2 separate regions of the Homo sapiens genome follow, and region 1 is linked to region 2. The links are chromatin contacts, found by Hi-C or POLR2A ChIA-PET in ENCODE. All regions are on one chromosome and are shown on one strand. Each heading gives the region's core, a stretch centred on a gene start or an enhancer-like site at or near the end of the contact. The rest is flanking DNA. Distances are from core to core; before and after follow the strand shown.

Region 1 (2,902 bases), core at 1-2,500, 95 kb before region 2:
CGTCGAGTCTGGCGCGCCTTCCCTACCTCACGTAATAGGGCTGCGGCACTAAGGCGACGCGCGCGCGCAGCACAGGCGTGATGAGTTGTTATGGCGACCAGAGTCCCGCCTCTTCAGCCCTACATAGGGCCTCCGATTGGTCCGCGCTTCCTCGAAGGCCTCTCCGCATTCTGGGCGGGGCCCGCCCGGGGCAAGAGGAGGGAGAAGGCAGGGCCGTGACTATGAGGGCGGAGGAGAGAAGTGCGGCTGTGATCTGGGGAAGGAGGGAAACCCAAGGATGCCAGCACGTGCGGTTGAGGTGAGAAGGGATCTTGCAGAACGCTTCCAGGACCCAGATTCGTATGCACGCCCTGCCCAGCTGGTCAGCCTCAGTTTCCCCATCTGTCAGTCTGGACAGTGACGCTCCCAGCGTCCGGCGAAGCCCCGCTCTTGGCCCTTGGTCCCTCCGCCTGATCACAAGAGGGTGCCGCGACGGCCGGGGACGGGTCTGGCGTGGGCAGGGACCTCTCCGACCCTCATTGAGGAAAGAATGGCGGAACCCGAAAACCGGGCCCTGGCGTCCCTCCTGCAAGGTGGGGAGGAGAGCTGGACGGCAGGATTTGGGAAGGGCTTGGGGAGCAGGGCCCCCTGAGGGTGGCGGGGGAGGCAGTGCTACCAGAACCATGGTTCGGTTGGTTCAGCCGCCTGGACCTCATCTGCTCCCTGAGGTTGGTCTTTGCTCCGCACCCTGGTGCGGCCTGGTACACAGAAGGCGCTCAGTAAACACTTGTGGATGAAGGAAAAAGAGAATTTATTGTCGTCGATTTACAGAAAACAGAATCAAAGGCCGTGCCGTGCTGGGCCCTCTGGCACCCGGCTTCACAAGCACCCAGGCCTGCCAGGAGGAGCAAGTCCGGGGCCGAAGTGCCAAGGGGCAGGGTGTACAGCAGTGATGGGGTGGGCAGAGAGAGGATAGGAGGGCACAACTCCAGCTCTGAAGAAGAGAAAGAGGAGATTGGCTGAGGCTGGGCAAGGGTGGGAGGCGTCCCCCTGGGTGGTGTCAGGCAGCCTCTTTGTTTGAAAGCAGTGGATAGGCAGGCAGACATTGGGCACCAAGGTGGTAATCAGCAGACCAGATGCCCAGCAACTCCTAGGCTCAGTCATCAGCCTCATTTTACTGCAAGAGAGAATGAGGCCCCTGGCTCCAAGCTGGTAGAGTGCAGAAGCCACAAAAGCACCTAGGAGCGAGCTGGTTAAGACGGAGAATGCGGCCAGCCCCACCCAATACCCCCAGCCCCACCCCTGGCCTCCCCAGGTCCTCCTGTATTTGTGCAGGCTATGCCACTGGCCTCAATGCCAGCTCCTGAGCATCCTTTAGGATACAGCTCCCTCCTCCAGGCAGCCTTCCTGGTCTACCCTCAGGCACAGAACATCCTCTCCCTCTTCTGTGCAACACCAGGCAAGGGCCCCTTTCTGACTCCCCTGCTTGGCCTGTCTGGGTCAGAAATACCATTGCACACCCCCACTCCCCTAGGTTGGGTGGGAGAGGGAAGCAATGAGGAGGATCTCTGAGACCCTATGGTAGGCAGAATAATGGCCTCCAAAGATATCCCGGTCTGAATCCCTGGAACTTGTGAATCTTTTACCTGACACCACAAAATGGACTTTGCAGGTGTGATTAAATTAATGATCATGAGATGGGGAGACTATCTTGGATTATTCGGGTGGGCGCTATGTACTTGTAGTGTCCTTATAAGTGAAAGAGGGAGGTAGGAGGGTCAGAGAGATCTGAAGATGCTGCACTGCTGGCTTTGAAGGAGCCAGGAGCCAAGGAATGCAGCCCTAGAAGCTGGAAAAACTAATGAAATGAATTCTCTCTTAGAGCCTCTAGAAAGAACTAGCCCTATGGGCAACTCAACTTTAGCCCAGTGAAACTGATCGTTGACTTCTGGACTGCAGAACTGCAAGATAAGAAGTGTGTGTTTAGCCAGGCATGGTGGCCCATGCCTGTAATCCCAGCACTTTGGGAGGCTGAGGTGGGTAGATTACTTGAGACCAAGAGTTCAAGACCAGCCTGGCCAACATGGTGAAACCCCGTCTCTATTACAAATACAAAAAGCCGGGTGTGGTGGCGGGCGCCTGTAATATCAGCTACTTGGGAGACTGAGGCAGGAGAATGATTTGAACCTAGGAGGCAGAGGTTGCAGTGAACCGAGGTTGCGCCACTGCACTCTAGCCTGGGCTACAGAGCGAGACTCTGTCTCAAAAAAATAAATAAATAAATGAAATAAGGCCGGCTGCGGTGGCTCAGGCCTGTAATCCCAGCACTTTGGGAGGGCAAGGCAGGCAAATCACGAGGCCGGGAGTTTGAGATCAGCCTGGCCAACATGGTGAAACCCCGTCTCTACTAAAAATACAAAAATTAGCCAGGCATGGTGGCGGGCGCCTGTAATCCCAGCTACTTGGGAGCCTAAGGCAGGAGAATCGCTTGAACCCGGGAAGCGGAGGTTGCAGTAAGCCGAGATCATACCACTCCACTCCAGCTCGGGCGACAGAGTGAGACTCTGTTTCAAAAATAAATTAAAAAAAATAAACGCGTGTTCTAAATAATTAAGTTGGGGGTATTTTGTCACAGCAGCCACAGAAAATGAATAGACCACCAACTCTGCGGCTGTCTGACCAGGTTTCTTCCCTATGAGGCTGGGCTGTGGCTGCCCAGTGACCCAGTACACTGGTCCCAGCCCCTGTGGGTGACATCGGCATGTGGGTGTGGGCAAGAACTGGTCTGGGAAGACACACTGTGGACTCCCTAGTGTTCCTCCTCTGGCTCCCACCTGGAAGCAGCAGCTCACACCAGAGCTAGCTCTAGACAGTCCTGGGCCCAGGGTGCATTCCCAGGCTGCCTGGGTCACCTGCAATTCTG
Region 2 (2,784 bases), core at 1-2,500:
ATGGGCGCTGCTGGTGAGACAAAAGATTCTTTCAATTTTTGAGATTCAGAACATAGCACCTGCTGTCTGGCAGAATAAGAAGAGGACAATGGCAGGAGGACAGTACAGACCAAACCCCAAGCAGAGAAAATAGAAGGATCCACTTTAAGAACTTTCTGATGAGCTCGTTTCAATCTTTCTCCTACTCAGTCTCAATTTTCCACAGCAAGAGTACCTGTCTGCAGAAACCATGGGTTATGTGTAATAACCTCCTGCAGAAGCTTAATGTTTGAGAACTAACCCGAGCACCAGATTGTTTAAGTAAAACTTTAAGCAGCTGCACATAATGTTGCTCCTCAACAGACAGATTCTGCCCCATGTTACCCTGATTCAGAAACCTCCCGCTCCCGATACCTTCTCAGGGAACTGACCTTATATTCTCCGCCGGCAGACTCTCCCGTCCAGGGGTTCGTAGTTCGTCTGATCAGTTTCACTTTCTCTGCTCTGGCAGACCTTCCTCGTTCAGGTCCCTGGTCGGGCACCACTTGTCACGGTTGCTTCTGGACCAAACGAAGGAGAACGAAGGCAGAAATGAAGACAAAGACAAAAGGATCTGTTTGAAAGAAGGGGTCAGGGGGCTCCTAGATTCTAGGGAACAGGGCCCTGAGCTTTTACAGCCCTTCATATTTGTTAGGTAGACTGAATAGGGAGGAAAGGGTAACTGACGGTCAGCTATTTGATTTAACACAGGCCCACATGACTGCTTTCTTTGTTCAGCAGGTTCCAGATGTTCCTGTAGATAACCTCAAGGAGCAGGGGACCTGGGACATGACTGCCCCCAGCATTCCTTCTGGCGGCAGACGCAGTTTGTCAGTTTACCAACATCCTGCTTTCATGAGAACAGTTTGCGGTTTGCTCATAGAGCCTCCAGTGGTATAATGAGTTGGTCACGACCCTCATTCCTTCTGCCTCCAACACAGAATGCTCCCCTCCCACGGGCGCATAAGCGGTGACACCCGGCAGGACATGGCAGGTCGCGCCCTCACGCACCGCGCGCCTCTCTGCCCGCGCCGACCCGGGGTCGCGTTCCCCTCACAGGTCCCACCCGTCCACTCATTCACTCCCACCATCAGCACACTTAGGCCACGGGCGCCTCTCCATCCCTCACAATCACCCTCGCCTCTCCTCCACACACCACTCACCACTGTGGCAGCCTCCTCAGAGAGCCTAGCCGCCCGATAGTCCGCGCGCCCGTGAGCGTCTTACACACTGCCGCCGGCACTTCCGGTACGCACTTCCGCCTGGTGGCCAGCGGCCGCCCAGGACCTCACCTCCCAGAAGGCCCTTCGCCTTCCTGCCTGGAAACGGCCATGCACGGGATACAAGGCCTTCTGGGAAATGGAGTTCACAGCGCTGCGGGGCCGGAAGGGGAGCGTGGGAGCTGCGGATCGTCAGAACCTCTCGGTTCTGCGCAGGCAGCGCACCGGAAGGGAAGTATATTGACATCCATGGTTTTATATGTTCTTTGAAATATACAGCGTATGTACTTTTTTCTTTCTCTACGCGCACACATGTACACACATAGATATAAAAGTATATCGTTTGGAGATATTTTTCCCCCCTGAACCTTGTATATCCTTAAGCAGATGTCCCCTAAGAACACGTACATTCTTCAACTCACCCAAGTAACGACATTGAAGCCTGTACCCAATCCCCAGCCCATATGCTAATTTCTCCAGTTGTCCCAATGTCTTACGTAGTTTTCGTCTTTTATTCAAGCACAAACTAAACACGCATTACACTCTACTGTCTCATTTCAAGTTGCTTTCAATCTAGAATGGATCCTGTTGTTTCTTTATAATGATCTTGGCAGTTTTCATGTATCCAAGCGAGTTTTCCAAAATGCCCTCCAATTTAGGCTTGTCCGTATAGAGTATAAAACAATCATAATATAATTTTACAGGTTTTCTTCCACTGACCCTGCACATTTCTCCACTAAACATTTTTTGAAAACTTTCTGAAACATGGCTAGTATTACACCGTATGAATGCCATTTCTTTATCCCCCACCTCCAGCCATTTAGCTAGAAATTGAGCAACAGGTGTATGCAGTCCCTGTACATTCCTATTTCTGTATGTCCAGGAGACTCTCTGATAACAGGCAGGCCCTGCATGATGCAAATCACCTTAATCGAGGGAGGTGCCGGGGTACAGTGTGGGACATGATAATTCCATCTACACGCAGAAGGCCTGTATGACCTAGTGGAGGAGGCTCCCAATGTGCATACTGACTCGGGTTACACCTCCCTACTCCTACCACAGTCAGATCATCACAGGGGGACTTTAAAAATTCTATCAGCTCTGGGCCGGGCATGGTGGCTCACGCCTGTAATCCCAGCACTTTGGGAGGCCACAGTGGGAGAACCACTAAAGCCCAGGAATTCGAGACCAACCTGGGCAACACAGTGAGTCCCTGTTGCTATAAATGAAAAATTTTTTTAATTAAAAAAATTTACATCTAAATAGCTATACATGACTAGTGGCTACCATGTTGTACAGTGCATTCTGGAAGATGTCCATGTTGGATCTCCTTACAAAAGACCTATGGGAGACTGCTTTTCAGACTGGATGCTGATTTCTTCCCAGTTACCCATTGCAGAAACAACTTGAATACCTTGGAGGACATGAAGATAACACTGGAAATGGGGGACTTGGCTATTGGCTAAAACTTGTATGTAGGGGGCTCTCATAATTGGGGCTCATTGATACAGGAAATTTAACAAAGTAACTTGGAAATGTATGTGTG

Evidence for each region. A loop is a pair of places that touch in the nucleus more often than their neighbours do. ChIA-PET counts read pairs that join two places held with the same protein, here RNA polymerase II (POLR2A). Pooled maps may share reads with other maps.
Region 1: a map of B cell shows a loop between it and region 2 (20-fold over the local background). The contact joins the promoter of LINC02560 here to the promoter of ERVK3-1 in region 2. A Hi-C loop is called at or near these places in 6 of 168 maps with a recorded cell type or tissue (B cell, CD4-positive, alpha-beta memory T cell, CD8-positive, alpha-beta T cell and 1 more), 8 of 37 single-sample maps with no recorded cell type and 17 of 50 pooled maps. POLR2A ChIA-PET finds 5 or more read pairs at or near these places in 8 of 52 experiments (CD4-positive, alpha-beta T cell, CD4-positive, alpha-beta memory T cell, HEK293 and 5 more).

The regions. Positions count from the first base shown.
Region 1 is chr19:58,398,551-58,401,452 of GRCh38, reverse strand. It overlaps LINC02560 (long intergenic non-protein coding RNA 2560), which reads right to left and starts at 1,250. Exons shown (of 1, transcript NR_149054.1): 1 at 774-1,250. RefSeq lists an enhancer at 1-243.
Region 2 is chr19:58,303,843-58,306,626 of GRCh38, reverse strand. ERVK3-1 (endogenous retrovirus group K3 member 1) reads right to left here and starts at 1,250. Exons shown (of 4, transcript NM_001396080.1): 1 at 1,182-1,250; 2 at 411-539. It overlaps ZNF8-ERVK3-1 (ZNF8-ERVK3-1 readthrough (NMD candidate)), which reads right to left. Exons shown (of 7, transcript NR_144447.1): 5 at 411-539. RefSeq lists enhancers at 544-1,044, 1,259-1,528.